Regions from separate parts of the Homo sapiens genome. Here region 2 is linked to region 1. Evidence: chromatin contacts called from ENCODE Hi-C or POLR2A ChIA-PET data. All regions are on one chromosome and are shown on one strand. Each heading gives the region's core, a stretch centred on a gene start or an enhancer-like site at or near the end of the contact. The rest is flanking DNA. Distances are from core to core; before and after follow the strand shown. Region 1 holds the start of RPL9 (ribosomal protein L9). Region 2 has its middle 27 kb from the start of RBM47.

Region 1 (4,222 bases), core at 330-2,829:
CAGCCTTGATTAAAAAAAAAAAAAACCCAACAACAGAAAAAAACAAACATGTTGTACCCATCTGGTCTTTGCTCTCAGCTCTATCGCTTAAAGACCCACAGATGCCTATTTTTGCCAAGTTCTTGCGTATTACACCAAATAAAATACATGACCCATTCTCTGAAAGAGACACTTACGCTGTATAAAGCACAGGTTTGAGAAACCTCCCTTTCCAAAACAAGGAAGTCTGATACATCTGCTTACCAGTGTAACACCCTTGATCATGTTCTGTACATGACTACAAATAGTCCGAACGGTAGCCAGTTCCTTTCTGTTACCCCACCATTTGTCAACCCGGAGCTGTAACAGAACAAAAAATGTATTCTTTCCAGAAATATGCAGGCTTAAAAGACAACAGACCACTTACCGAATTACTTTAAGATTCTAGAATTAACCCTTATCAAAGCACATGGTTTTCAACTGGAAAAATCCAACCACCTATAAAACCTCCCAACAGTTAAGCTTTGTAGAAGTTGCAACAAACTTCCCTTCTGGAAAATTAAATCATCAGGTTTAAATGACCTACTGCCGGTTCCTGTGATTTTTACAAAGCAATCACTAGGAAAATAAACCAAACTTCTAACACCATTAAGACGTGTCACTGATGACCACTATTACATTTGAGCTTTATATAATTGGCTGTGTTCAGAATCTGGTTTTTCAATTTCACTGAACAGGCTGGTATTCTGGACAGCAACATTTAAAGCTGAAGCACTGAACCTTAATTCGAAAATTGTTAAAGCAACCAAATGTGATGCTGTTATAAACCACCTTCCAACGAGCAACTGAATTATCAGAAGAAAAACCCTCACCCTCTTTTTTTTCTTTCCAAGAAGGCTGAGTTCTACATTGATGTGATTGAAGTCCCTCCGCAGGGTTCCTCTGGGGCCCTTCACGATAACTGTGCGTCCCTTCAGAGTAATGTCGACTAGAAGAGAGAACACACTCGTCAGGCCACACAACGCTTGGAACGTGCAGTAAAGATGTAAGTAAAAGACATCAAGTCTCATACCATTTTCTGGAATGTCGACAGTCTGATTGCTGAGAATAGTCTTCATTCTGAAACACAAACACTGGGGGTGAGGCCGACGCAAGGCCCGTTTTTCCACCAAACTACGCCGCACAGAGCTCCACTCCTACTGGAGACTGCCAGGCGGAAGTTCCAGACAAGATGTCGGAGGACGGGAGACCGACAGCGGGCCCCAGTGTGTCCCAGCCTGGAAGGAGCAGCCCCAAAGCGAGAATTACGAGGCCCAGCAGTCGAACTCCCACTCAGCCCAACCCTGGAAGTCCTATGCGGGCGGTGCCATCCCGGCAAGACTGAGGGGCGGGAATAGGCCAAAAAGCCCACAACAGGATTCGCATCTGGCGCCGCCAGGCTCATATGGCGCTTGCCGAGCTGGGGGACAAACAGGACAAGGTTCCGAGAGTGGGAGCCGCGCCGCAGCCTTTCCCAGAGCAGATGGTTTCAGATTCCCAGTACCCCCACGAGCACAGAAACATCCTTACCTCGCAGTAGACGCAGCAAAGAAAGAACGTCTGTCGTCATTACGTACTTGTATCGCGTAAGGGGCCTGCGTATTGCGTCATGAGTGCGCGACGCACGTAAGGCTAAAGCAGCCAATCGTGGAGCAGCTTGGCTGCTTGTCATAAATGGAGCGACGTAATTTCGACCTGTCCTTTCCCGGGAGTTAGCGATCCCTCAACCCCTGCACTGCGCTAGTCCTAAAGAGGAAATGTCTCTACGCTGCGGGGATGCAGCCCGCACCCTGGGGCCCCGGGTGAGCGGCGGGGCGAACGGGTTTGGGCGTGGGGTGGGGGGATCCTATCCCTTCAGAGCGCCCATGCCCAATAATAAAGGCCAGTGCATTTACTGAACATTTACTACTAGCCAACGGCAGTTTTAAACGTTTTTCGTGTAATCTCATGTAATTATCCCGCCAGCCCCATGATATAGAGTCTCTGGCATCAGTTTGTTTGCAAGTCTCTCTGGGCCAGCACCGAGGACTTATTTTCTGCTTAGAGTGGTTTGTACCCTATATTTATGGAGCACTGCAGTGAGCACCCCACATAGCTATTCTGTCTTGGACTCTTACTGTGTGTGAGACACCACTCTAGCCGCAGAGAACACAAACCTGTCCGCTAGGCTTCAGCGGCAGACATTGAGAAGTGCAGTAGCAATCGTGCAACACCCTAACAGGCACTCTTTGAGTTGTCGAAGGTTCTTTTGAGATACATGTGCAGACTCGTGGATTTTGTAGTGTTTTGGCTATCTCATACACGTTTGTGTTCAGATGTAAAAGCCGAATACCATGATTTCTTATGTTCTTGACTGCCACGTTCAAACACAGAAACAATGTAACCTAGAAAGTAAAAACGTTCATCCTGGCCAACATGGTGAAACCCCGCCTCTATTAAAAATACAAAAATTAGCTGAGCGTGGTGGCGTGCGCCTGTAGTCCCAGCTACTCGCCAGGCTGAGGCAGGAGAATCGCTTGAACCCGCGAGGCGGAGGTTGCAGTGAGCCGAGATCGCGCAACTGCACTCCAACCTGGGCGACAGAGCGAGACTCCATCTCAAAAAAAAAAAAAGAAAAAGAAAGTAAAAACGTTAGGCTTGGTTTTAACCTTCCAGTTGTCTGAAACTAATTGGGCATTATTAACCTACGTTTCAACAATTATTCAAAGCTCGAGAGATTTATTGCACACTTCACTTTAAACGCCCCTGATTCAAGTCAGGACCAGAACAGTTTTAAACTGTGGCACCTTCTTCAGTTATTGCAGTTCAATCTTGTTGAAAGACAAACATCTAGTTCCTGGTAGGTGGAGTACATGAAAGTGTGATATATGTTAGTTCCAGAGATTTTCGGGCCGGGTGCGGTGGCTTACGCCTGTAATCCCAGCACTTTGGGAGGCCGAGGCAGGTGGATCACCTGAGGTCAGGAGATCGAGACCATCCTGGCTAACATGGTGAAACCCTGTCTCTACTAAAAATACAAAAAAATTAGCCGGGCGTGGTGGCGGGCGCCTGTAGTCCCAGCTACTCAGGAGGCTGAGGCAGGAGAATGGCGTGAACCCGGGAGGCGGAGCTTGCGGTGAGCCAAGATTGCGCCACTGCACTCCAGCCTGGGCAACAGAGCAAGACTCCGTCTCAAAAAAAAAAAAAAAAAAACAGATTTCCAAATCTATTCTAAACTCAGTAGTAAACAGTCAACTCTTACTCTCTTTTAGGTTTGGTTCCTTCAGTCATCTTTTATATTCTAATGCCCTAGAATACTAGAGCTCCTAGTTTGACATAATTTCTGAATCACTTTTTTGGCTTTACCCTTCCGTTTAGGTGTTATGATGGGTTAAAACTAAATTATTACGGACTCCACTAAATAAACGTCATAATTAACTCTTTCTTTAGGTATTTGGGAGATATTTTTGCAGCCCAGTCAGACCGTTAAGCTCCTTGCCAGATAAAAAAAAGGAACTCCTACAGAATGGACCAGACCTTCAAGATTTTGTATCTGGTGATCTTGCAGACAGGAGCACCTGGGATGAATATAAAGGAAACCTAAAACGCCAGAAAGGAGAAAGGTAATTGAAAATTTGAGATAATTTTAACGTCCCGTTCCTTTATTGTGCATTATTTTCAGATATAACCAAGCCCTAGAATCTGTTTTTAATATCAGACTTGTTAAATTTAGCTAAAAATCATTAGAAAGATGTGATAACAGAACTAGATAGAACAAGTAAGCAGATGAAATTTTTGGAATCTTTCTCTTTTCTCTTGCCCTTACTATGTTACACTGCCATCTCCCCATTTTCTACCCAGCATCCAACTTCTTCAGAGTAAAGATTACTGCTTTGCTACTAGTCTGTTAGATCTGGGTTAGTAGCTGTTGATGATCTAACTTGTGCTTCTCCTAGTCAATTTACATGTGACCTATGGATACCTTGCCTTAATTTAAAAGAATGATGGAATTTTATGTAGAAGGTAGATTGAGTTGAAAGATAACTTAATCCTGCTCCTTCTATATCACAAGTGGATGGAAGTCATGGAGAACCAAGGATACACAGTCTCCAGTCCAAATTTTAGATCTTTTTTCCATTGAGTAACCACTATAAAATCTAGAATGTAGAGCAGACAGTGCACAGTTGTGATCTTTCCTCAGTCTAAACAAGTAGAGTACTTTTTG
Region 2 (3,834 bases), core at 277-2,776, 1.2 Mb after region 1:
AAGAGTTATTTTGGGTGGCAAGGGCACCCAAAAGAACAGTGGAGGCTGGACACGGTAGCTCACCCTTGTAATCCTAGCACTTTGGGAGGCTGAGGCAGGCGGATCACTTGAGGTCAGGAGTTCAAGACCAGCCTGACCAACAGGAAGAAGCCCCATCTCTACTAAAAATATAAAATTAGCCAGACATGGTGGCACATGTCTGTAATCCCAGCTACTCGGGAGGCTGAGGCAGGAGAATTGCTTGAACCCGGGAGGCAGAGGTTGCAGTGAGCCAAGATCACGCCATTGCACTCCAACCTGGACAACAAGAGCAAAACTCCATCTCAAAAAAAAAAAAAAAAAAAAAAAAAACAGTGGAAAGGCTTGGGTAGAATTTTTTTTTTTTTTTTTTGAGACAAGGTCTCCCCGTCTGTCTGTCGCCCAGGCTGGAGTGCAGTGGTGCGATCTCAGCTCACTGCAACCTCTGCTCCCTGGGTTCAAGGGATTCTCCTATCTTACCCTCCCAAGTAACTGGGACCATAGGTGCGTGCCACCACACCCAGCTAATTTTTTGTATTTTTGGTAGAGACAGGGTTTTGCCATATCATCCAGGCTGGTCTTGAGCTCCAGACCTCTATCTGCCCGCCTCAGCCTCCAATGTGCTGGGATTACAGGCCTGAGCCACTGCATGATAACCATTATTGTTGCATTAATAATGAATATTGTATAGAACACTTGTATATTGTCATTCGCAGAGTATCTTTTTAAATTTGCTTTATTTGGGCCTGGCCGGTAATTTTTTTTATAGATAAAGATGGGTTCTCACTGTTGCCCAGGCTGGCCTCTAACTCCTGGCCTCAAGAGATCCTCACACTTTGGCATCACAAAGTGCAGGGATTACAGACATGAGTCAGTGTGCTCGGCCCAAAAAAGGCAAATATAAAAGGATACTCTGCAAATGACAATATGCAAGTGTTCTATACGATATTCATTATTAATGCAACAATAATGGTTATCATGCAGTAATAACAACTGTAATGGAAAAAGTTTTAAATGCTCATCATCAAAGTGAATATCTAAACAGGAACTATAAATCATTGTATCGAATGTCTAATCAAACAGGGTTTGGAGGATGATCCCTGGCTAACCAGACATTGGGAGCTTCCGGCATCAGTTTTCATCATTGAATGTCTAAGTTTCTGGGCTCAGAAAAAAGTTTGCATCATCAAAAATGTGGATATGTGAGAAACAGTGCAGAGAAGGTATAGAACATTGTGAAACCTCTTTCTCTGAACAGTTTTAACATCGAAAGTGCCATCTGGCCACAAGGATCAGAAAATAACCAGATTACTAGCTGCCAGATTTTACTTCTGCAAAAAAATAAATCAAAAGACTCAGTAATCTATCAGTGCAGGAATTCTGGGTTGTGATCAGAATAAAATAGGTGGCAAAATGTTCCTATGAGTATCAAGGCCAGCAAAGAATCTCTTTGGCCTTTTAGAACTGGATCACGTTAACTTGAAACTGAGTCTCCGTGCAAAGGGATGGGGCATAGCTCCTTCAAAAGAGGATGTGGGTAATCAGACCACTCAAACAGGTGGCACAGTCAGTGTGGGAGTCTTGGTCCCACTGAGGTATCAATACTCATCTGGGGAGCCCTCCTCCTGCCCTGCTAATTACGTTAATCTCTTAAATTCCCTTAAAAAGTCATGGCACTTTTCAGGCTGGGCATGGTGGCTCACGCCTGTAATGCCAGCATTTTGGGAGGCCGAGGCTGGTGGGTCGCTTGAGCTCAGGAGTTCAGTCAAGAATGGCTCCGGCAACATGGTGAAACCCCATCTCTACGAAAACATTGAAAATTAGCCGGGCATGATAGCGTGTGCCTATTTTCCCAGCTACTCCGGAGGCTCAGGTGGGAGAATCATCTGAGCACAGGAAGTTCGAGGCTTCAGTGAGCTGTGATTGTGCCACTGCACTCCAGCCTGGGTGACAGAGCGAGACCCTGTCTTAAAAAAAAAAAAAAAAAAAAGTCCTAGCACTTTTCAAACATGTTAGGGACTTTAGAACTTATCTGGCCAAATGCTTCCATTTCACAGGTGAGGAAAACAAAGTCTCAGAGAACTACTCTGAAGGCCAGAGAACTCATCAGTGGCTCAAGCAAAACATGAATCTCCCGCTTTCCATAACAGTTTTCTCTTCACAGTGCTGCTGCCTTCCCCATCCTTCCACCTTTAGTGCTCCCACAATCTTTTTTTTTTTTTAGGCAGAGTCTCACTCTGTCACCCAGACTGGAGTACACTAGTGCAATCTCGGCTTACTGCAGCCTCCACCTCCCAGGGTTCAAGCAATTCTCCTGTTTCAGCCTCCCGAGTAACTGGGATTACAGGCGCCTGCCACCATGTCTGGCTAATTTTTGTATTTTTAGTAGAGACGGGGTTTCACAATGTTGGTCAGGCTGGTAATTTTTGTATTTTTAGTAGAGATGGGGTTTCACCATGTTGGCCAGGGTGATAATTTTTGCGTTTTTAGTAGAGATGGGGTTTCGCCATGTTGGCCAGGCTGGTAATTTTTGTATTTTTAGTAGAGACTGGGTTTCACCATGTTGGCCAGGCTGGTCTTGAACTCCAGGCCTCGAGTAATCCACCCACCTTGGCCTCCCAAAGTGTTGGGATTAGAGGCATGAGCCACCGTGCTCAGGCTTCCCACAATAATTTTTACTTTGACACATACAGACTTCAATATCACATTCGTATGCACCAAGCTATATGGGAGAATATCTGTAAAGATTCATGAGTTGTTATGTATAGAGTGCTTAAATTGTGGACATAGAAAATAATATTTCTATCCAGATGCAGTGGCTCACGCCTGTAATCCCAGCACTTTGGGAGGCTGAGGCGGGCAGATCACCAGAGGTCAGGAGTTCGAGACCAACCTGGCCAACATGGTGAAACCCCATCTCTATTAAAAATATAAAAAATTGGCCAGGCATGGTAGCGGGCACCTATAATCCCAGCTACTCAGGAGGGCGAGGCAAAAGAATCGCTTGAACCCAGGAAGTGGAGGTTGCAGTGAGCCGAGATCGCACCATTGCACTCCAGCGTGGGCAATAGAGAGAGACTCCATTTCAAAAAAAAAAAAAAATCACTAGGCCAGGTGCGGTGGTTCATGCCCTGTAACCCCAGCAATTTGGGAGGCTGAGGCAGGAGGATTGTTTGTGGCCAGGAGTTTGATACCAGCCTGGGCAATATAGTGACACCTCATTTCTACAAAAGATAAAATAAAAAAAAAAATATATAGCAATCATTAAAATGATATATTTTATTATATTTTATTATCAAAAAATAGTTCTAAAAGCCATATTGCCAATGACAGAGAATGCTGGGGCAGAGTTTTCCAAGACTTTAAGCAGCATATTTGGGTCTGGAGTCTAAACGTCTCAATTTATCAAACATTTGTTGTGCACCTACTGTATACAAGGCTCTGTGCAGGATACAGTGAAAAATGATGAAGCCATAGTCTTCACTCTCAAAGAATAAATGGGAGTCCTCTTCAGTGATAGAAACACAAAGCCAAGAAAAGAAGCAGCTTTTTGGTGAATGATGATCCTAAGGTACCAAAAGGGCATTGGTATATTTTTATTGATTTAACAAACACTTCTGTAACGTGTTCTGTGCCAGGCACTATGTAAGTGCTCTTTATTAGTATGAACATATTTGATTCTCACAAAAATACCTGAATAACCTGAACTGTAGTATTACTATGGCCATCTTACATTTACTGGGCTTTGCCACTTACTGCTGTGTGACATTGGGCAAGTTATTTAACCTCTCTGTGGTTAAATAACTTGCCCAATGT

Evidence for each region. A loop is a pair of places that touch in the nucleus more often than their neighbours do. ChIA-PET counts read pairs that join two places held with the same protein, here RNA polymerase II (POLR2A). Pooled maps may share reads with other maps.
Region 2: a pooled map shows a loop between it and region 1 (4-fold over the local background). The contact joins the enhancer-like site here to the promoter of RPL9 in region 1. A Hi-C loop is called at or near these places in 1 of 50 pooled maps. POLR2A ChIA-PET finds 5 or more read pairs at or near these places in 2 of 52 experiments (MCF 10A and activated T-cell).

What each region holds. Positions count from the first base shown.
Region 1 is chr4:39,457,343-39,461,564 of GRCh38, forward strand. RPL9 (ribosomal protein L9) reads right to left here and starts at 1,580. Exons shown (of 8, transcript NM_000661.5): 1 at 1,549-1,580; 2 at 1,052-1,098; 3 at 852-967; 4 at 244-339. The coding sequence starts at 1,097. It overlaps LIAS (lipoic acid synthetase), which reads left to right and starts at 1,714. Exons shown (of 11, transcript NM_006859.4): 1 at 1,714-1,820; 2 at 3,448-3,620. The coding sequence starts at 1,776. RefSeq lists enhancers at 581-1,331, 1,527-1,821, 2,192-2,241 and a silencer at 1,762-1,811.
Region 2 is chr4:40,655,030-40,658,863 of GRCh38, forward strand. No RefSeq gene overlaps it. Among named protein-coding and RNA genes, the nearest start is that of RBM47, 27 kb to the left of the region's middle. Within about 2 kb of position 1,527, at least 3 of the 41 ENCODE cell types and tissues checked have a DNase peak (open chromatin) inside an H3K27ac peak, as active enhancers do.